3 separate regions of the Mus musculus genome follow, and all the other regions are linked to region 3. A link is a loop called in an ENCODE intact Hi-C map of the cell type or tissue named here. Cell type or tissue: heart. All regions are shown on one strand.

Region 1 (8,000 bases), 390 kb after region 3:
ATTAAACTCATTATGGTCTGTGGCTTTCATCACTGATATTCTATACTTCTTGTCTAATATCCACTTACCAGTGCTTACAACCCAATCAGGTCATTTTGGTTCTGTTATCTCACTCAGGATTGTACTTTTTCATTTGATCTGTTTGCCTGACAACTTTATGATGTTCTCACTTTTTAATTGCTGAGCATAATAACATTGTGTAAAAGAACCCACATTTTCTGTATACAAATTTGTTTGAGGCACATCTTCGTTGTTTCCAGCTTTTGGCTATTAACAGTAAGGATGCTATGAACATAGTGGCACATATATCCTAGTGGTATGGTGGAGTACATTTGATGTATATGCCCAAGAGTGATATGGCTGGATCTGCAGGTAGAACTATTTACAATTTTCTGAAAAACTGCCAGACTGATTTCCAGAATGTTTGTACCATTTTGTAATCTCACCAGCACTGGAAAAGTGTTTACATCCTCACCAACATGCACTGTCATTTGAATTTTTATCTTCACCATTCTGATTGGTATAAAGTAGAATCTCAGGGTAGTTTTGGCATTTCCCTGGTGACTACAAATATTGTATGTTCCTCTAAGTTATTCACAGTAATTTGTGATTCCTCTGTTGAGAATTCTCCGGTTAGCTCTGTAGTCCATTTTTAATTGAGTTATTTGGTTTTGTGGAGGATATCTTCTTGAGTTCTTTATATTCTTTGGATATTGGCCTTCAAGGGGATTTAGGGATAGTGAAGATCTTCTTCCAATCTGTAGGCTGCCATTTTGTTTTATTGACTATCTCCTTTGCCTTACAGAATTTTTTCAGTTTCATGAGATCCTGTCTACCAATTTATGATCCTAGAGCCTGAGCCATTGTGGTTCTCTTCAGGGAATTGTTTCCTGTATCAATGAGTTCAAAACTATTCTCCACTTTTTGTTCATTTAGATTTAGTTAATCCAGTATAGGTTGAAGTCTGCCCTTCACTTTGATTTGAAGTTCGTGCAGGATGATAGATATGAATCTATTTGCATATAGATCAGCACCATTTGCTGGGGGATTCATTCTATTTATTATGATTTTTATTATGATTATTGGCTTCTTTGTCAAAAATCAAGTGTTCATTAATGTGTGGTATTATTTCTGAGTATTCAATTCAATTCCATTGATCATAATATCTGCTTCTATACAAATACCATGCAGTTTTAATAACTATTGCTCTACAGTACAGCTTGAGGTCAGGAATGGTGATTTCTCCTGAAGTTTTTTCATTGTTCAGGATTGTTTTAGATACCTCAGTTTTTTTGTTTGTTTGCTTTTCTATATGAATTTGAGATTTGCTTTTTCACAGCATGTAATAAATTGGATTAGAAATTTGATGGGAATTGTACTCAATCTGTAGATTGATTTGTTAAGATTGGCATTTTCATCATGTTAATTCTGCCTATCCATGAACATTGGAGTTCTTTCCATCTTCTGAGTTCTTTGATTTCTTTCTTTAGGGACTTGAAGTTCTTGTCACACACATCTTTCACTTGCTAGATAAGAGTAACACCAATATAGTTTATAGTATTTTTTTTTATTGCTAAGAATGTGATTTTTCCTAATTTGTTTCTCAGCCACACTTCACCTTTTGTTCCTACTATCCTTAGATTAGGTCTTTTCACGGTATTTTGGATTTTTTGCATGTAACTTTTAAGGAATTTTTTAGATTTACTATTTTCTTTGACTGATATATCAAGTTTCCTGTTCGTAGGGGAATTTCGCCCTAATTAATTGATAAGATAATAAAGACGAGAAGAAGCCAATTGCTGGGCAAAGAGCAGGAAGGGGAGCTTCTGGGTCTGAGAAAGAGGGGACATGGGAGGAAGAAATGGCCGTTTTATAGTTAGGCTGGGTGTGAGAGGAAGCAACATGTAGATGAGTAACTCTTAGACCTGGTGGCAGCTTCTATGTTGGGAGATTTCCATCATAAAATAGTTGATGAGATTAGAGTGATTGATTCCGTACCCAGAACTTGTGTCATGTATGATTTTAAATTAAGGTTTTGTGTTGTTTTTCATTCAAGATGACTTAGGTGGCCTGATGAAAAGAACAAAAGCTTGGAGGAATTTGGCCAGGCTTTGGAAAGGGAAGATTGAGCAACGACCAAGGTCCCGGGTAGAAGCTACCACAGTAGTGTACAGGCTGGCCAGAGTGCACCCTTAGGGTTCCTGGGGGACCCAGAGATCAATGATCTTGGAACTCTGGAGAGGTAGAGGCAGAATTTGTGGAAGACGTGTGGCCTAGGAGAAAAATGCAGTCTTCATCTCTGTCTATGCACCAGGTTATGAACAGACATAAACCAAAGATGTAGGCACTTAACCACTTTAGCATTGATCGGTTTGTTTTCAAATCTCCATGATATACCTGGATATATGGATCAGTAGTTATTATGAATTTGGAAAAAATACTGTCGTCTAATGGAGGTTTTTTTGTTTTTTGTTTTTTGTTTGTCAGGTGGCAGTTCAGGGAATCTGAGCATGTCCCCAAAATGTCTCAACAAGTAAGGGAATTGAGTGCAGAAAAGGAATCTAATCTATATGGCTCCAGATCAGCAGATTTGAAGAAGGAGGTGGATTTTTGACCATACAAATTTTCTATAGCATTTATTTAATAATTTATATACAACACCAAGGACATAGAGTTGGTCCTCTATTACAGAGAGTTAGAGCCTTGTCTATGTTTCTATTTTACTGTTGTGAAAGGACACCATAGCCAAGTTCAGTGTTATTAAAGAATAGATTTATTAGAGGTTGGCTTAAAGTTTCAGAGGTTCAGTCTATTATTATGGTGGGAAGCATGACAGCATTTTCACTGTCATAGTGTTTAGAAGAGTTAAGATTCTACATCTTGAATTAGAGGGAGCCAGGAAGAGACACTCTTTCCCCTTGCAGGCAGGAGAGGGCTCTATTTTGCACTGGGTAGAGAGTGAATATAGAACCACAGTGAAGTCCTTCCTACACAAGCCATGGGTACTCCTAAAAACTCCTAATAGTTTCTCTTTCCATACTCAAACCACCACAAACCTCAGTAATATGTAGCATATATACTTGGTGAAAAATGACTTCTTCAAGGATTAGTATCTCTAACTATTGATTCTGAATATGTTATGTCCAACCCACTTCTTCAAGGTGTCTGCATAGGAGGTGCACATTGTGGGTATCATGAATTTAACCTGAACACCTCCAACAACAATATTCTCTCTCAACCACTGAGCTATTTCTGCTGCACCTGGAGTAACAATGATGACATTCCAATGGATTGAATATCACATTAATCAGTGTGAAACTGGAGGACACATTTTCAGTGACAACCAGACACCATCTTATCAAATGAAACAGAAAGCAATGATCTGAGCAAAGGTAAAATTAGAGCAGGCTGATTGTAGCCTAGGCAGTGTAGAATGAGAAGACTATTCAGTTAGATGGGAAGGATTATTTCAATAATGATACGTATGTTTTTTTGGCTATAGATAATAACAGCATATTATGTTTTTCATATATGGACAGAGATCTTAGGAGTTATCATTCATAATGATAACTGTGTCATCATTAAATTGTGGACATGTGTTTGAAAACTTCATGTTAGGGAAGATGAATACAATTAACTTTATACATGAATTAAATACAGTAAATGGCTGAAAGGTGATTAAAACTACGGTCAAGAGAGAAATAATCTATTCCCAAATCTCCCTGGTTTTCAACACCTACACAGTTGTCCACTTTGAGGGATTTTTTTTTTTTGGGTAGATATCAACTCAATTATTTGTTTTTGTTTGACCCTATTAGATTATAGAATCATTTAGCAAATCCTTCCACTGTGTGAACAAATTTAGTAGAATGACAATGAAAAGTGGGCTCTAAAATATCTCTGTTGCGGTAAGGAAAACTCAGAACTCTAACATTGAAACACATGCTGATAGACACAGGCCAGAACTCCCTAGATTCCAGAAGAGATCCTGGCAAGTTCCTTTGTGTCCTCAGCGCCCCCTGCTGGTTGTGAGCATCCCTGCAGAGAAGTATTTGTGAATGCTCACAATGGACTTCTCTCATTGTGGGTTTGGCACAGTAGTACGTGGCTGTGTCATCAGTTTGCAGACTGTTCAGTTTTAAGAAAACTTGGCTCTTGGAGTTATCCTTGCTGATGCTCAGTCTGGATATGAGAGCTGAATGATAATTTGTGCTCCCGTCACCCCATATTACTCCCAGCCACTCCAGACCCTTTCCTGGAGGCTGGCGAACCCAGCTTACACCATAGCTGGTTAATGAGAACCCTGAGACAGTGCATGTGATGGACAGGCTCTGTGAGGGCGCCACCAGGCCAGGTCCTGACTCCTTCAGCTGCACCTGGGACAGGACACCTGGGGACAAGCAACATCACCATTAGTCACACATCTCCTAGCTGACATGTCTTAGTTCCTCTTCTGAAACCCTGACACACTTACAGCTTGGGAATGTCACCAGGCAGAGGAGCAGTGCCAGGACAGCCATGGTCTGATGGAGGCTCTATGAGAAGAGGATGGGGCTTCTCATCTTTGTGTGGGCTTTTATCCTCTGCCTGAGGGCTGCTTTGCATTGGGGGAGGTTCCTGAGAGAATAAAAGGAAGCAGAGAGAAAGGTGTCCAGTTTGCCCTCCAGGTGACAGAAATTTGCCCTGTGCTTGTTGGAGCACCTGGAGAGGAACACAAGGAACGTTTTTCTGGTACTGTCTGGAGTTCACATTGTAGAAAAGCAGGAAGTTGTAGGATTTGCTCTGTGCAGAGCTAGAAAGAAACATGGGAACATTTAGAAAATGAGGCCCCATTCATGTAGTTCAGGGAGATCATTGCCCCATGCTCTATGTTAAATTTTTATTTATGTATAATCCAGAAGAGTATTTAGGATAGAATTGGGCTCTTAGTGATCAGACATTCTACTTAAAGAACTATTTAAGACTATTCTCGTGGTGTCTGTGGAGCCAGATCTATTGTTATCTTGTTTGGAAATTGGATTGCAAGGAAGACCAGCCCAGGCATTTAGTCCATTGATCTCACATGTTTATCTAAATAGACCCAGGAGTTTTTATTTGGATCTCATCTCACTAGGCTCAGAAGATACTCCTTTCCACGTAGGGACATGGTACTTGCGGACTAGCTTATGCAAGTCTTGATTTATGTCAGTCTATATCTCTATGTAGTGTGCTTTCTTTCTCTCCCCTGAGCTTATATTTCATAAAACCTCAAATTCCTAAATATGATTATTTCATTGGTGAAGGATGGGAGGTCACCTGTACATAATAATTCAGAATAAGCAGTAACAGGCAGCTAGTCTTGAGTTTCGTTAACTGGGGTACAAAAGAGGCTGAAATAGTTAACATTATGGCAAGAACTGTAGCAGAAGGCCGGCATGAATATGGTTACCTGTGCTTTGAGGTGTTGACCACCATACAGAACAGATATTGTAGAGCTTTTCTCCATGGCTTGGTGATGTAAATCCCAGGGTAGAGAGGAAAGGGTTGGATCCAACTGTACAGTCAGACTCCCGAGACTGTGGGTCTGGTTCTGTTGCTCGTAATTGGAGTCCTCTGCTTTTGGGTTTCTTGTTTTGTTGTGCATAATCATTGTCTTCTGATTGACAGTGATGATGACAGTTCTTAACACTGTGGAATATCCATCCCATGCAAGCTGTGATGGCATCAGTTTAAGTCCACTTACTCAACCTTATATATATATATATATATATATATATATATATATATATATATATATATATATATATGTGTGTGTGTGTGTGTGTGTGTGTGTGTGTGTGTGTGTGTGTGTGTGTGATATATGTGTGTGTGTGTGTGTGTGTGTGTGTGTGTGTGTATGTGTGTGTGTGTGTGTGTACTCAGACCACAGAGTGTTTATTTCTAGGTAAAGTATGTTTTTGGCATCATCTCTGCAGATGGTGAATTGGCCCTTCATGGTTTCTGGATAATAGGTGCTACCTCCACCATTAAAAATTATTGCCACCCTTTCCAGCTCCTTCTTTGGAGCCTGAAGGACCCAGGTCATTCAGTACTCACTGACAGTGACTCCAGAGGCTGCACAGGAGAGTTTCAGGGACCCTCCAGGCTGCTCTAACCCTCCCACAGACTCCACCAGCTTCACCTCACACTTGACACCTCAAAGCAGAGAATGCTGATTTGGAAACTGTCACTAACAAAAGAAAACAAAATAGAGGAAAGAAAACCAATTTTTCTATTTCTCATGTACACAATACTGGCAGGATCTCATTTCTACGAATTACATTTTAAAATAAGGACAAGGAAAACAAAGCTGAGCCCAAAGTCCATGAGGAGTGGTCTGCATTCAGTGCTGATTACTAAATGTGAGGACCTGCACAGGCAGGCCTCAGAGACTGTGGGTCTATTACTTACAATTGGAGTCTTTACCTTTTGGGCTTATTGTTTTTGTTTGGTTTGTGCATAATCTTTTCTTCTGAATGACATTAATAGAAGCAGATCTTAACGTTAAGGAGACAGCCATCCTGTGCAAGTTTTGATGGATTTAGTGTGAGTTCACTTGCTACAATTTGTGTATTTATTCATTTATATTTGTTTTGGAAGTTTTATTGTCAAGCCAGTGTTTCTCTGTGTGATCCTAGCTATTTTGTATCTCTACCAGTCCTGGAACTCTGTAGAATGTCAAGGGCTGTAGGGCAATGGGCTATGCACACATAGGCTGGTCTCCAGTGGAGTTGAGTTCTGAACCCTGGTACAACCGTTCCCACCTATGTGGGACAGAAGGTGTTCCCTCATGTCTCCTGGATGCCTGTCTCCTGTCAAAGTTACTGCTCCCACAGCCCGACAGGAGAAGCTGTGGTTAGTAGTCACATACACAAGGTCCCAAGCTTCTGACCTTCAGGATAAACTCCTCCCCAGTTACCTATCAACTGTGAGATGATAAGCTCACTAGAAAAGGGGCTGCTTGGCCCCACTTCTCTCTCTCTCTCTCTCTCTCTCTCTCTCTCTCTCTCTCTCTCTCTCTCCCCTCTTACTTTCTAGCTTTTCCTGTTTCTCTCTCTTTCCCCCTTCCCTCCTCTTGGCCATGGCCAGTCTCTTTCTCTCTTTCCACATTCTCTCCTTTCTCCCTGCCTTTCTACCATAAAGCTATAATAGCATAGACTGTCTCTGTTCCTCAAAGTCTATTGTGCTTGGATGATGGGATAGGCTTTCCCCTAATCAGCTGTGCCTAATCTCCAATCAGAAGGAATTCCCCTGCTCCAGCCACAGACCAGACTAAGGACTCTTGCCTGTGTGGGAGCCTCTCTCCCTCTACCCTCTTCTTGTATATCCAGGGCCGAGAGTGTAGCCCTGGGGCTCCTGGTACCAGGGGCTGCCCCTTGTCCACCCCCACCATGTGGGGTCAATAACTTCACACAGCCTGATGTCCACCCAAGGCCGAGTGGAAAGTGTTCGGTTGTCCTCTCATGTCTGCCTGCCCAGAGCACAGGAACTCTGGCTGGACACTGCCCCCCCCCCCTACTTCCCCTACACACAGAGCTCTACAAAAGGGCCATGCATGAGGAATAACACACTGCTTCAGAACTCATGGGAGGTGTCTCAGTGGTTAGCACAAACATTTATCTAAGGGAATAATTAGAAGTTTTGAAAAAAATTAATAGTTAAGCTAGGGATTTTTTTAAGGTCAAGGAACAAGAACTCTTGAAGCACCAGCTGATATGACTGTTTTTTTTCTTTTTGACGCTGGGCTGGTGAATAAGGTTATGGTTTTCTTATACCCATGTTAGCACTCAGCTTTGTAATATGACTTAATAAAATGATTGATGAGTAGATGTGAGTTCTGTTTCTTAAAGTAAATGAGTGATTGTTTTTATACAAAGGTATAAATTTGTGATTCTATTAATATTTTTGTAAGATTTATTTTAAAATACACAATAAAATAATTAATCCTCTCATTGTAACTCTGCATTGCTGCCTGCCAGTTT
Region 2 (8,000 bases), 760 kb after region 3:
TTTGCAAAATGGAATACTACTCAGATATTAAAAACATGGCATTGCAAATTTTGCAGGCAAATAGATTGAACTAGAACATATTCTGAGTGAGGTAGCCCAGAGCCAAAACGTTATGCTTTTAATTTGCTCACTTATAAGTAGATGTTAGCCATAAAATACACATGTCATGGTATATTCCACAGAACTAATGAAGCTAAACAAGAAGGAAAACCCAAGTAAGGAAGCTTGAACATCAATTAGAAATGGGAATAAAATAATCATAAGTGGCATATGGATGGAGTAAACTTGGAGGGAGAGGAGTTGGGGAGGGGAATGAGGGGGGGTCAGGATCAGCTCTGGGGAAGGCCAGTGAGAAGGCTTGATCTCCCTTGCTAATGGGTTGGTATGATTATCATAGTACAAATGGCCACCCTACCAAAATCAATCTACAGATTCAATGCAATCCCAATCAAAATTCCAACACAACTCTTCAAAGACATGAAAAGAGCATTTCTCAATTTCTTACAGAAAACCAAAAAGCCAAAATAGCAAAAACAGTTCTTAAAAATAAAATAATTTCTAAGGTAATCTCTATCCCTGATCAAGCTCTACGAGAGAGCAATAGGGATAAGAACTTCACAGTACAGGTACAGAGACAGACAGGTTGATCAATGGAATAGAATCAAAGACCCAGAAATAAAGCCACACACTTATTGGCACTTAAGTCTCTGACAACGAAGCCAAAAATGTACAATGGAACATAGAAAGCATCTTCAATAAATACTGTTGGTCTAACTGGCAGTCAGCATGTAGAAAAGTGAAAATAGATCCATATTTGTCAATTGCACAAAGCTCAAATCCAAGTTGATCAAGGACTTCAACATAAAGCAGATACACCGAATCTAATAAAAATGAATTTGGGCAAACACCTCGTACTCATGGATAATTGAGGGAATTTAATAAACAGAACTCTACTGACTCAGGCCCTAAGACCAAAAATTGACGAATGGAATCTCATGAAACTAAAAAGATTCTGTACAACATTGGATAGTCAATAGGACAAATCAGCAACCTACAGATTGGGAAAAAAATCTTCAGCAACCTCCCATCAGATAAAGGACCAATATCCAAAATTTAAAAAGACCTCAAGAAGCTAACCTCCAAAATTCCAAACAATTCAATAAAAAAAAATGGGGTATAGAACTTAACAGAGAATTTACAAGAGAGGAATGTCTATTGGCAGAGAAGCATTGAAGAAATATTCAAAGTTCTTAGTGATCAGAGAAATGAAAATCAAAATGACACTGAGATTCTACCTTACAAAAATCAGAATGGCTAAGAACAAAACCTCAGGTAACAGCACTTGTTGGCGAGGATGTCTTGAAAGAGGAATGCTCTACCATTGATGGTGCTATGCAAACTGATTCAACTACTCTGGAAATTGATCTGGAGGCTCTTAAGAAAATTTGAAATAGATCTACCTGAAAACCCAGGTATACCACTCGTACCACTTGCTTTTTTTTGTTTTGTTTTGTTGTTGTTGTTGTTGTTTTGTTTTGTTTTTTGTTGTTGTTTTTGTTTTTGAGACAGGGTTTCTCTGTGTAGCCCTGGCTGTCCTGGACCTCACTCTGTAGACCAGGCTGGCCTCGAACTCAGACATCCACCTGCCTCTGTCTCCCAAGTGCTGGGATAAAAGGCGTGTGCCACCGCTGCCTGGCTCAGCTACACCACTCTTAAGCATAGCTGAGTTCCACCATGTCACAAGGGCACATGTGTGCTATGTTCATAGTGGCCTTATTTGAGATAGTGAGAAGCTGAACATTTCAGATGTCCCACAATGGAAGAATTGATACAATAACGTAGTTTATTTATAACTCTTTAGCTATTGGGAATGAGTGTATCATGAGTTTTGCAGGTAAAGGGATGGAACTGGAAAGTATCATCCTGAGTGAGGTACCTCAGACTAAAAAGGACATGCATGGTATATATTCACTAATGGGTTAATATTAGCCAAAAAATGTACAGAATACCCAGGATACAGTTCACAGAACTCAAGAAGGTAAGCAAGATGAAGGTTCCAAGTGAAGATGCCTCAATCCCACTTGGTAGGGAGAAGAAACTTATCATGAGATGCAGAGGGAACGAGGAACCTGAGTAGAAGAGGGGACAGTTGGGGGAAAAGGAAAAGATGATCAGGTATTTGGGGTGCAGCACTGAAGCCCTGAGGGACAACAGAAACAATGGAAACAGGCAACCTGGGGAGGTATAAGGTAGGGGGATCCTATAGAGTGTACAAAATGTCTGAAGGGTGAGAGACTCTCAGTTCTCAAAAGGAGGTACCTTAGATGAAATCCCCAATAGTGACAAGTGCCCTAGTAGAAATACAGGTCATCAAGTGTAGGAATGGTTTTGCCATCCTACAGTCAAAATCTCTGACCCAGAATTGTCCCTGCCAAAAAGAAATGCAGAGGCAAAAATGGAGAAAGACTGAAGAAAAAAGCCCCCAGTGACAGGCACAAACTGGGATTCATCTCAAGGTCAGGCTAAAAAGTCTGACACTATTACTGCTGGTGCTGTGGTTTACAGACAGGAGCCTAGCATGGTTGGCCCCTAGGTCTCTCAGACACTGAGCCACAAATCAGGCCGCATACACTAGCTGGTCCAAGTGCCCTGACACATACAGAGCAAAGGACTTACAGGTCTGGCCAAAATGAGAGAAGATGCATCTAACCCACAAGAGACTTGAGGCCCCAAGGAGTGGGGAGTCCTTGCAGGTTGGGGGACATCCTTTTGGACATGGGGGAGGAGGAATGGGATGAGGAAATGTCAGAGGGTAAACTTGGCAGGGAATAATGAATAGACTGTAAAAAATAATTAAAGATAATTTTAAAAAGTATATTTGATATGAAAATTATAATATTCAAAGAGAAGATCTATTGCTTCAATGTCCAATGGCTAATGTAACACACAATTATTGAAAATGTTAATAAAGTAGTACATGAGCCATATTCCATGCAATTTAGTTATGTTTCTCTATGTCTAGTATCTTCAGTTTAATCAAAATGAATCGGCCGGGCATGGTGGCACACACCTTTAATCCCAGCACTCAGGAGGCAGAGGCAGGTAGATTTCTGAGTTCGAGTCTAGCATGCTCTACAAAGTGAGTTCCAGGAGAGCCAGGGATACACAGTGAAACCCTACCTCGAAAAACCAAATAAATAAATAAATAAATAAATACATAAATAAATTGTTTAAGTTATACAAATTATAAAAATTATTTCAGTATTTTATACACTAACTTTTTCATTTACTATTTTTATTTTAATACACTAATATTCTTACATAAAGTTATATAAAACCCTACAATGAACAATGATAAAGGTCATGGAGTATCAACCTGAATTATCCAAAAGAAGAGGGGATCCTCTCTGAAATGTGATGTGTACAGTCCTCAGGGAGAAGAGTGGAGGTTTAGGACATTCTAGGATTGATGATCCATTCATTCCCCATCTCCCCCTGGCTTTTCCATCAAATATAAATGCTACCAAGAAATCTGACCAAGACTCTACCTTGAATCTCAAACAAACAAACAAACAGACAGACAAACAAACAAAAAGGGTGTGGTAGGTTGTATATGCTTGAACATTTGGAAGTGAGATTATTAAGAGTGTGGCCTTACTGAGGCAGTAAGTGTGTCACTGTGGTGGAGTGTTTGTGTGTTCCCCTCTGATGCTCAAGCCCTAACTGTATGGAAGAGACTCCTCTCCAGGTTGCCTGCAGAAAACAGTCTCTTTCTGCAAGTCTTCAGTTCAAGATGTAGAACTTCAGTTCTTCCAGCACCATGTCTGTCTACAAGTTGTCATGCTTTTAATCATGATGACACTAGAATGAACCAGTGAAACTGCAATCTAGACCTGCGTAAATGTTTTAATTTATAAGAGTTGTCCTGATGGCGGTGTCTTATCGAAGGGGTGAAACCCTAACTACAACACAGGGATATCTATGAGCTTCCTCTTGGGATTTCAGTGATGAAGACTGAAACATGTATGACCTCACAGCTGTCATTTCGCATTTTCTTCATTTGAGACTATGCCTCTCTCTCTCTCTTTTTTTCTTTTTCTTTTTTTTTATTACAGCAGAAATACAGGAAATGTTTTAAGCACATCAGTTTCCTCCAAAACAAACATTTATAAAGATTTTCTGGCAAACTATGGTGAAAGGCACTGAGAAACCTGAGAAGCGCGCCCTATTATGTGTTTATAACGCGGTCTGAACCAGTGTTCTGCGTGGACTGGGCTCCCCCTGGTGGTTCAGAGTGGCCTAACAGTGAGGTTTATGTCTAGTTTCACCGGGAAGTCCATTCATTGTGTATCTCATACAGAAATACGTGGCTGTGTCCTCAGATCGCACATTGCTCATCTGCAGGTACAGGGTGCTCTTGTCATTGTCTCTGAAGATAGTGAAGCGATCCTTTATGGATGGTGCGTAGTTTATTGCACTGCCATCAGAATTAATGTCTCCAATCCACTCCAGGGTCTTCCCAGGTGTCTGTCGAACCCAGCTCATCCAGAAGCCACTAAAAGTGAACCCTGAGCCTTCACAAGAGAGTCCCCGTGACCCCCCAGGTGGCACCAAGCCTTCTCCAGTCTCCAACAGCTGCACTTCACACTGGACATCTGTAAGCACAGAAAATGCTGCTCAATAAATTGCGAAACGTGCCCCGTGTTCCTCATATCCATGTCAACTCACATATTCAGCATCTATAGCTCTTCAAAATTTTTTTTACCTTTTAAAAGAGCAAAAATGAAAATTAAGCTCAGTTCCCACTCCATGTTGAGACGTGAGTAAGCGGTCTTGGGAACCAGAGCCAAGCTCCTCTGTCTGACCTGCAAGGATAGGTTGGTCTGCGTTTCATGAGTAGAAAGAGGCCCTATTTGCATGTCTTCCTGCTACACAGCATGGTATATAGTGGGAGCCAAGAGGTGAGAAGTTTGCAAATGTGCTGGATAAGTCAGATTATGATGGTAATGTTGGAAAAGTGATTATTATATTTCATCATTTTTCCTTGAGAAAAACTGATTAATTATCATCTCATTTCTTTTATACTTGCACATAAAAGTTGTGTTAGTTCAACTCAGTTTTTTTCATTTCCTGGGTTGCAAAAGAGTGTGACATTGGTTTGTAAAATGCTCATTTCTTTAAGATTTTGATCCGTGTGCCTATTCACTGATGAATATGCTGCTCCTTGGGTCAGCTCCAGGTCTGCCTGCAGCTGTTTCCTGAGGTTCCGAACTCACTTTCTGTATGGAAGTCATGTGATATGGAAGGCAGTCATGTGATGATATGGAAGTCATGTGAGGATATGGAAGTCATGTGATATGGAAGTCATGTGATAGGCCTGCATTCCAATGTTCAAATAAGAAACTGTAAAATGTTGTTAAGACCAGCATGTACCCAGGAGTCTGTGAAAATCTTTATTTATTATGTATTTTTGTTATTCTTTCCCTGCATATTTCCTATATGTTCACAAGAAATGTGGATTGAGTGTTAAGCTGAATTTCAGTACACAGGTCATAATTGCACTTCTATATTCTCAATGTGTGCATGCCCTGGGTTCGAAAAAGAATGTCCTTCCTACCAACACACCTCCCCTTGAATTTACTTCTTACACAGTTTATTTATGCTACATTGCAGGCAGTTAACAGCCCTAATCTGAACTTGAGTTCCTTAATTTGGTACTCACTTTCTAGAGGCCATAGAGATAGACATACAGGATGGATATCTGTTTTATTTCTCACCTAAAAAATTCATTATTTGACCAATGTTTGCTCTGTTTTGCTTCTCTGCTTTAATGGTGACTGATATTCTGACTGAAAAATTGAACAAAGGGTTTATCCTAATTTAATGAAGTGACTCAGGTCTGATTGGGCTTCAGTTTCCTGCACTGCAGATAACGAACTGAGCTTAGGGATAGCGTCTGAGAACAGTGTTCATCTCATTATTTAGGAAAAAGAGCAGAGAAGATAATATTGAAGATCTGCTCTTTTGATTATGCAAAAGGAAGAAAAGACTGAGAAGGGTCAGTGGAGTATGGAAGGAGTTACAGAGACAAAGTTCGGAGCTGAGATGGAAGGAAGGACCATCCAGAGACTGCTCCACCCAAGAATCCATCCCATAAACAACCACCAAACCCAGACTCTATTGCATACACCAGAAAGATTTTTTGTGACAGCACCCTGACATAGCTATCACTTGTGAGGCTATGCCAGTGCCTGGAAAATACAGAAGTGGATGCTCACAGTCATCTATTGGATGGAACACAGGGCACCCAATGAAGAAGCTAGAGAAAGTACCCAAGGAGCTAAGGGTATCTGCAACCCTATAGGTGGGACAATATGAACTAACCAGTAACCCCCAGAGCTTGTGTCTTTAGTTGCATATGTAGCAGAGGATGGCATAGTCTGCCATCAATGGGATGAGAGGCCCTTGGTCTTGTGAAGATTATATGCCCCAGTACAGGGGAACGCCAGGGACAGGAAGCAGGAGTGGGTGGGTTGGGGAGCAGAAAGGTAGAAGGGTATAGTGGACTTTGGGATAGCATTTAAAATGTAAATGCAGTGGATGTTAGCCCCAAACCTAGGATACCCAAGATATAAGATACAATTTGCTAAACATATGAAACTCAAGAAGAATGAAGACTGAAGTGTGGACACTATGCCCCTCCTTAGAATTGGGAACAAAACACCCATGGAAGGAGTTACAGAGACAAAGTTTGGAGCTGAGATGAAAGGATCAACCATGTAGAGACTGCCATATCCAGGGATCCACCCCATAATCAGCATCCAAACGCTGACACCATTGCATACACTAGCAAGATTTTATTGAAAGGACCCAGATGTAGCTGTCTCTTGTGAGACTATGCCGGGGCCTAGCAAACACAGAAGTGGATGCTCACAGTCAGCTAATGGATGGATCACAGGGCTCCCAATGGAGGAGCTAGAGAAAGTAGCCAAGGAGCTAAAGGGATCTGCAACCCTATAGGTGGAACAACATTATGAACTAACCAGTACCCCGGAGATCTTGACTCTAGCTGCATATATATCAAAAATGGCCTAGTCGGCCATCACTGGAAAGAGAGGCCCATTGGACTTGCAAACTTTATATGCCCCAGTACAGGGGAACGCCAGGGCCAAAAAGGGGGAGTGGGTGGGCAGGGGAGTGGGGGTGGGTGGGTATGGGGGACTTTTGGTATAGCATTGGAATTGTAAATGTGCTAAATACCTAATAAAAAATGGAAAAAATGTAAATGAAGAAAATACCTAATATAAATAAATAAATAAATAAATAAATAAATAAATAAATAAATAAATAAATTTAGGAATTCAGTAGATACTGCACAGCATAAAGACAATGAATCTGGTGGAAACCAAGTGTGCTAAAAGTGTCAAATGAACATGTAAGAAAGATTATAGCAACACAGGCAAATTCCTCTCCATTAACCTAAGGTCATCTGTAATAGCAAGTAGAAAACAATATATTTCAGTATATAATTCCACAAAAATGGAAAAAGACCAGATGATGTATGAGGGTAGGAAGGCAAGATTGGAGGTCAAAGTTATTTTGTTAAAAATCCCAGAATATAAATGAAAAACATGGGGTATATGGGCATTTTAGTCACAAATATCTGAAAAAGAATCTATCTGTTGATATACATCTAACCTTACACTCAAGAATTTAAGAAGAACCAAAGCATGTTACATACTCACACACACACGCACGCACGCACGCACGCACGCACGCACATGCACACGCACACGCACAGGCACACACAAACACAAACACACACACACTCTACAAAACTCTATGCACAGAGAGCCTATATTCCATTACAATTGCAAAGGAACTCACCCCTGAACATTTCCTAATGTAGAGAGATAATGTAGTCTTAACAAAAGACTGGAGAATTTTCAAAGGAATCAAGAGTGTGATCAAAAAATGAGCAGATGACAGGAGCTTATAGC
Region 3 (8,000 bases):
AACTCACTTTGTAGACCAGGCTGGGTTCGAACTCAGAAATCCGCCTGCCTCTGCCTCCTGAGTGCTGGGATTAAAGGCGTGCTCCACCACCTCTGGGCTCAAGCAGGGGATTTTATACATTAAAAAACCAAACATCACATTTCTTCCAAACATCACATCTCTTAGAAACTGTATCCAGTGAAACAATCACAAATACCCACAAAAATCATTTGGCACAGTAAAGCACAAAAATCATCCAAGCATTACAACTCTGAAACTATGTATTCAGTGAATCACAAACAGAGCAAGTAACATCATTATTAATATAAATCATCAAAATATAACAACAATTCTAAAAGAATGTATTCAGTGGGGCAGTCGTCCAAGGCTAGTGGTATACTTCCAAGAGCAGGTTAATAAATCTTTATGGTCAGTGCTCTTAACTGCTGAGCTAACTCTCCAGCCACTTATGGTCAATTATTATTTAACATCTAATGTCTGATTTTTAAAATAAATCTTCATTGCATAAATTTAAACCATTTTAATTCTTTCTAATTAAGGCTTTCTTTACTATATACCAAAACCCACCTCCGATGACACACGTGTAACCATATGAAATTTTATTGTTGGGAAAGTTTTTTATCATAATAGTTTTATAAATGATTTAAAAAGTAAAGTGTTGGTTTCCCTGGGGATAAGGTCATGTTAGTGGCCCCATCTCTAGGGATGGTTTCTTACCCATTATTCTCGCTTAAGATCTTGGCCTAGGCTTCCAGGAACATGTAAATAAGAAAAGGAATAAGAGAAAACAAAACAGATAGATTGCCATGAGAACTATGGCTCAATAATTTTTCTCCGGCAAAGAGTTCCATAGTTGGTTCCAGGAAGTCTTCCCCTTTTGAGGTCGATCGCCACAGTCTGTGGAACTTGTCACACAGATCCAACTGGGGGTGGTGTGGCACCAGAGAATCCTGGCCAATAGCGAGACTGTAACACCATCACACAATCTCTATTTCTACCAGTGTTGGCCTCTTACACACACAGCGGCATATATACATGCTCTCTGAGTACGTGTTTGTCACTTGTGCCTGAGAGTCTACCCGGCTGGGTGGGGCCAATTCTTTGAACTTGGCTTAGCAGAGGTTGCAGTGGTGCATCTAGCCACCAGGGGGCACATGAGCTCTGCACTGTGCATTGTGGTCCTTAGTTGACCTGCCAATGTGATCTGACTCCACTGTTCCAGGGCAGGGACTGACCACACTCCCTCAGTGTCAGACAGTGGGTATCCCACCATGCCTTAGAAACTCAAAGCCCACAGGGAAGTGTAGGTGGGGTTGGCTGGAGACACTGGCCCTCAGAATTCCTTAATTCTGTCAAATTTCACGAACATCTCTTCACTTCAGTCATAAATTCTCTTAGTGTGGGGTGTGGCTGTGTGTCCACATGGGATGTGGAGTCTAGGCTGCTGAGGAGCCTGGCTTGGGCCTTGGAACCTGCTGCCAGTAACTGTGCACACACATGGCATGCACAGAGCCTGGGCATTACCATGAGGTGGACATGAGCCTGGGTGGGTAAGCCTGCACCCCTACCTTCACTACCAAGTGCAGCCTTAGACACATGGGACACATGCCCTTCCCCATCGTAACTGTATGACTAGTCAGAGCATGCGCTGTCTCCCACACTAGAGGAAGAGCTACTGACCCCACCTGCCTTGAGAAAACAGCCCTTCCCCAACCTGCTCTAAGAGCTCTAAGGAGAGTTTCGAGTAGGCAGTAAGTGCAATTCTACCAGAGGCCACATGAGGCCAGTAGAGTCTTGCTCTTGCAGGCCTCAGGCCCATGCTGGTTAGAACAGGGCTGGGAGGAACTTTGTAGTCATAGTAGACTCTGTGGAGCTCTGAGCTCAGAGCCCCTCCTGGTGACTGCAATTTGGTCAGTCAGAGAATCCCGGTCAACAGTGAGACTTTAACACCATCACATGACCTCTGGATTTCTACCAATGTTGTTTTCTCTCCACGCCCGACTCATTTGTGATGTGAACAGTGCTGGAGCCTCAGCGGGGAGGAGGATTAGAGACATAAATGTCTAAACACACACACACACACACACACACACACACACACACACACACACACACACACACACACTGGAGGGTCAGAGATGTCTAGTTGGGCCTTCGTCTCTTCTGTTATTTGGCGACTCCATTTAGATTTCTTTCACATATGTATATATATATATTTTAAAAAAATTATTTACTTATTATATGTAAGTACACTGTAGCTGTCTTCTGACACTCCAGAAGAGGGAGTCAGATCTCATTACGGATGGTTGTGAGCCACCATGTGGTTGCTGGGATTTGAACTCAGGATCTTTGGAAGAGCAGTCAGTGCTCTTAACCACTGTGCCATCTCTCCAGCCCCCTATATGTATATATTTTAAGAAGCTTCTATCGTAGTAGTTTTCTGTAGGTGCCAGGTTTTGAACTTGGCTTGGCACAGCATGCAGTGGTGCATCTGTCCACCAGGGGGCACCTGAGCACTACGCTGTGGTCATTGTGGAGACGCCACAGGTGTATCTCAGGTGCTTAGGCAACCAGCTAGTGTGACAGCCCTGACCAGTCTCACGACTGGCCTAACCGTGCTTCCTCAGTGCCAGACACCAGATTGCAAAGTATCGTTAGGCCCTAGGAACCCAACAGGTATTAGGGACAGTGCAGGTCGGGGGCGGGGCGGCTGGAGCTGGTGGCCCTGGGTACCCCCTAATTCTGTTGACACTTAGCCCTCTCCCCACCTACCTCAGTTATTAATTCTCTTTGTTTCCTGGCGTGTCCATGGATCTGTGTGGAATATGGGACTGTAGACTGCCCAGGAGCCCAGACTGGGGCTTATTTATTTATGTAATTTTTTATTTTTCCTGTTGCTGGTACATTGTGCACAAGATATGTACAGAGTCTTGGGGTAACCACGAGGAGAATATAAGCCTTCTCTCCCAAACTGCAGTACAAGCCTGAACTCTCAACTTGATCATCAAAACCCAGGCATGTACTCCTGGTCGCTTTAGCTCAGTGGTTCTCAATCTTCCTTACGTTGTGACCTTTTAATACAGCTCTTTATGTTGTCATCCCAACCGTAAAATTATTTTTTTTGCTACCTCATAACTGTAATTTGTTTACTGTTTCAAATCATCTGACTTTCAACTAGTGTGGAAAAGACATCGGACCCCTTAGCGGGGATCCTGACACACAGGTTGAGAACCAGTGCCTTAGTCCCTCTGCGCCTGCGTAAGAGGAGCTTCCTGTGGGCTGCAAAGATAATACCACCAATGGCCACATGGTGGCAGCAGAGATCTGCTCCTGGGGGCACCTTCTCCAGTCGCAGTTCCTGTTCCCCTGTCATACTATTTCCACCAGTGTCTACATTTATCATGGGTGATACATGAACTCCCTGGGACACAGATGTGTAAACATGGGGACACACACATGGACATTTGCGTGTGTACATACTCTGGGTCTGTTTTGTTACTGAAAGTACACCTGGTTGGGTAGAGCCAAGTATCTGAATCCGGCCTTCCGTGTGCAGTGACACACATGGTCACCAGGGGGCGCACGAGCCCTGTATTACACCACTCTGGAGCCCCAGCAGGCACACCTGGAGTTGAGGCATCACTGGTCCATCTGTGCCTTGACCAGCCCCAGGGCTAGGCCTGATCACATCCCCTGTGTGCCAGTCTTGATTGGCAGGGGTGGGGGCGGGGGTCCCAACAGACCCCAGGAAGCCAATAGCACAGAGGATGCTGGGACAATTACACAGGGGTCAGGAGGTGTGCTCCTGGGTCAGGAGTTTAAGTCTGCACTCTCAATACAGACTTATAATAAGGCACATGTCCCTACCCACCCTAAATAGGTGGGGTGTGTGCTTCCATCTAAAATAACTAGATAGGAATACATCCCTTTAGTCCATAGCTACACGGGGCAGGCCGCCCTTCACACCCTGACAAACCCTCCTTGCCCCCATCATCCCTAGGGAGAGCGTCTGCGTGGTGTGTGTGCAACGCTGGCTATGCTCACACGGGGGCAGCAGAGTTTGCTTGCTCAGTGCCAGCTCTGAGCTGCTGAGGCAGATGTAACCTGACTATAGTGCTCACTATGGAGACCAGGGCAGGCCTTTTCCACTTTTGCTGGACTGGGCAAAGGCTGTACCTTTGCTCTGAGCTGTGCAGGGCTGAACTTAGGCTTGTAGCTAGCACCCCACTGAGTTTAGTGCTCGGACAGGACACCAAGTGAGGTGTTGAGACAAGTCATGGGGAGTCCCCTTACCTACTTGCCTGGCTTGGGCAGCTCTGTGGGGTCTGAGAGGGTGGCGGGAAACAGAGCTGCCTCAGTTGTTGCCCTGGGAGGGGAGCCTGGTTTGCAGGCTACATGGGCATTCAGTAAGCAGTCTGGCTGGGAGGGTCAGGCCCCTCGTGAGATAAGGACACAGGTTCGAGGTGCTCAGGTCTGTGGGAGCCTTCAGAGACATGCTATATGATCCCCATCTGAGCTTGGAGATCAGCAAGGTGAACGCAGTAGGCTGCCTGTCCCATCTGGCTATGTTTCTGTTTGTTCCTCTAGAGAGGCACACATGCCTATAGCCCCGAGATTCCTTCTGACAACCCTAAGGCCACACTCCATCTGTTCGCAGCCATTCCCAACTACGCCTCCTGCACAGGTCCACTTATGAGCTATGTCTTATGCTGCCCAAGGTTATAAAACAGGCCACAGGCAAGCCAGCAGCTGCGCGTGTATCTTCAGACTCAACTCTACAGTGCTTTCCTCCACGGACTTGGTGTCCCTAGCTCTGAACCCATGACATTTCTGTAGAGAGGGTCTCCATGTAGCTGCATGGAAGTAAGATAGCCAAGGCAAGGCTAAGACCAAAGTGGCTCTGATAGAGCCAGCTCGGGGGCAGACCCTGGGACGCTCTCCTAAAGAGCCACTGGAAATGTGGGCCAACTCTTCACCCTTTCTCTGGAACAAGTGTGTAGCAAGAACGATGGGACCAAAGGATTGCTGTCACCCTTCCAATCAGATGGGTCATTCCAGCTTCTATAATGGGAGCCAGGGTGTGTGGCAAGATCCTGCCTAGGGCTGGGGAATCTTACCCATGTCTGATGGCCATGGAGCCACATGGAGCTTAGTGCCCTCAATGGACATCCCTGTATTCTAACCACCTGGGACCTTGTCAAGCTGATGTGTGATTCTGTGCTCCCTGAGGGGCTATGAGGGCTCAGGACAGCTGGTGTCAAACATGGACATGAGGGGTTCAGGAGGGGCACAGAGCTGGAGGGTTTTCACTGTCCAGACAGCAAACCTGAGCCAGATAAGCTGCAGAGTCGATGTTAGGCCTCACCTGGCCTGCGCAGTGTGAGGTCACCGGCATGTTCATCAACACCCCTGATCTCCTAGTTCATTACTCTCTCTGTGCAGCCTCTCCTTCCATTGCTGGTACACGTCAACTTCCACCCAGTCCTCTAGAGGGAGCCCCTGAGCACCCCAGCCGTCTGCTTTCAGGACAGGATGGTGGGGCAAGGGCTGTTTCTTGGACCCTGGGACACTCAGCCCTTTACACCTTGCTCCAATGTGTGTTAGAGTCTAACAACCTTTGTTTCTGCCAGTCTCTCTCTCTCTCTCTCTTTTTTAAGGTTTTCATTTTAGACCTGTAATTTATTTATCTTATATTCTCATGAGCCCCTCCCCCACCCCTCTCTCTCTGTGTGAGCTTCTATGTTTCACATGTATGGAGGATCCTTCAGGGCACCCCGGAACTGGAATTACAGTAATGCACTGCCATGTGGGTGCTGGGAATTGAATCTGGATTCTTTGGAAAAGCAGCCAGTGCTCTTAACCCTTGAGTTATCTCTCCAGCCCCTCTGATGTGTGTGTGTGTGTGTGTGTGTGTGTGTGTGTGTGTGTGTGTGCACGCGCAGGGGAAACCCAGGGCCTCCTGTGAGCAGCCATGTTCTAGCCCAGGAGGCAAGCGTGCTTTAGCACTGAGCTGTGTCCCCAGTCCCAACTTTTGCTTTAGCAAACATGCCTCAGAGAGCATGTGTTCGCCACATTCTGTGCATTAAAGTGTTATTAGAAATTAAGTTGTTTTTTTTTTAAACAGATAAAAACACAAGGCATAATTACAACAGCCCCAAACCACGTGTGGAGATTGCTGGGTGAGGGCACACAAGTCAGAGCTGGAGTTCTCTGCCAGGCTTGGTGCCTGGACTCCTGGGGTCTGGGGCCTCCAGTGAGATTGGCTGCTCCAGGGTTGCTGCTCACCCCAGCCCCTTTGTTTTTTCCCTGACTAGGTTCGCAGGAGAGGTGTGTGTGCTGGTGAGACTCCGTGGCAGCTGGTGCTTGTGGCCGGGTGGAGATTGGTTCTTGCATTCTTTGGAGCCCCACATCAATGGGGCACAGCTGGCCCTTCTATAGGCTCCTTACTTCTATAGGCTCCTTACTTCTATAGGCTCCTTACTTCTATAGGCTCCTTACTTCTATAGGCTCCTTACTTCTATAGGCTCCTTACTTCTATAGGCTCCTTACTTCTATAGGCTCCTTACTTCTATAGGCTCCTTACTTCTATAGGCTCCTTACTTCTATAGGCTCCTTACTTCTATAGGCTCCTTACTTCTATAGGCTCCTTACTTCTATAGGCTCCTTACTTCTATAGGCTCCTTACTTCTATAGGCTCCTTACTTCTATAGGCTCCTTACTTCTATAGGCTCCTTACTTCTATAGGCTCCTTACTTCTATAGGCTCCTTACTTCTATAGGCTCCTTACTTCTATAGGCTCCTTACTTCTATAGGCTCCTTACTTCTATAGGCTCCTTACTTCTATAGGCTCCTTACTTCTATAGGCTCCTTACTTCTATAGGCTCCTTACTTCTATAGGCTCCTTACTTCTATAGGCTCCTGGCCTCAAGATGTTGCTGACCTGTGAGGGTTTGGGACCAGTGGGCCCTAGGAGTGGGATCCAGAGGTCTCTGTGGTGAGGGAAAAGAGGGACATTTGTTCAGCTCCTGTAGCCAGAGGATACACCCCCAGCAGACTTCTGGAGCTGGAGTCAGGGGTTGCCTAAGCAGCAGCCTTGAGTTAACCTGGGACCAGGGCCTGCCTTGCTACAGCAGCTGTCAATGGCTGGACCTATCCTCTCCCATCATCTAGCTTGGGCAGGGGTCAAGTGCTGCCTACCTCCAACAGTTATCCTGCGTTAAGGGACTGCTCTGTGCAACAACTATCTTAGGCTGGGGTCAGGGGTTGTCCTCCCATCATGGCTGCCCTGGGCCAAGCTGGGGTCAGAGCATGGATGGATTCATATCATTGACCCTTGCAGCCCTTGTATGCAGGAGAGGGTTACCAGGGAAGGCAGTGGCATGAGCTGCAGATGGTACAGAGCCTTCTAAGGCCTTATCCCAAGAGCATGTGTGCGGTGATGCACGGAACCGACATCTTAGGGTGGCACGTTAGGAATGGGAAGGGGCCATAGCTGAGCAGCACACAGGGAGAGGTCAGGGGCTGTGAGGGTAAGAGGGTTCAGGTGCAGGACTCACTAAATTGGGTAGAGCAGGGCTTCAGTCAGGACTGCAGGCCTGTTCACAGGGTGTGTGTGTGTGTGTGTGTGTGTGTGTGTGTGTGTGTGTGTGTGTGTGTGTATGGGCATGATGTGAGCACCTTGGCTACCATTGCTTATGTCTCTCTAGCACACGAGCCCATGTCTGTGTTCTGTGTGACTGGCATGAGCTCAGGCGACAGAGCTGTGTTTGAGTGTGGGACAATGCAGAGCTGTGTGTGTCTAGTGTGGTCTGGGCCTGGTAGTGCCTCTGTCTGGGTGCTTATCTGTAAAGAATGGGATCCCTGTGCTTTAAGAAGGGAGCCCCTGCTCAGGGGAATGTTCAAGGACAGGCCTGTGAGTCCTCATGAAACCTGTGAGCAACTGTATCCCACATGTCTCTGAGATGTCCCATGTGTGTGGCCTGAGAGCCTGGGTGGGCCTG

Evidence for each region. Peaks named below come from ENCODE experiments on the same cell type or tissue, not always from the same donor. Only the 100,000 strongest peaks of a DNase experiment are listed, where the experiment ranks them.
Region 1: it touches region 3 in a loop (5-fold over the local background); 10 of 42 quality-filtered maps call a loop at or near these places.
Region 2: a loop joins it to region 3, with 16 times the contacts of the local background. A loop is called at or near these places in 6 of 42 quality-filtered maps.

The regions. Positions count from the first base shown.
Region 1 is chr12:113,607,098-113,615,097 of GRCm38, forward strand. It overlaps Igh, Ighv2-3 and the pseudogene Ighv5-5. Among named protein-coding and RNA genes, the nearest start is that of Adam6a, 67 kb to the left of the region's middle. In heart, a CTCF peak has its summit at 4,025 (motif pointing left); no DNase peak of the experiment used is centred here.
Region 2 is chr12:113,977,531-113,985,530 of GRCm38, forward strand. It overlaps Igh and Ighv11-1. Among named protein-coding and RNA genes, the nearest start is that of Adam6a, 440 kb to the left of the region's middle. In heart, a CTCF peak has its summit at 4,289 (motif pointing left); a DNase peak (open chromatin) is centred at 4,311.
Region 3 is chr12:113,218,913-113,226,912 of GRCm38, forward strand. No RefSeq gene overlaps it. Among named protein-coding and RNA genes, the nearest start is that of Gm25622, 8.8 kb to the left of the region's middle. In heart, CTCF peaks have their summits at 1,773, 2,493 (motif pointing right), 3,318 (motif pointing right), 5,489 (motif pointing right) and 3 weaker places; DNase peaks (open chromatin) are centred at 1,169, 3,439, 3,599 and 3,989.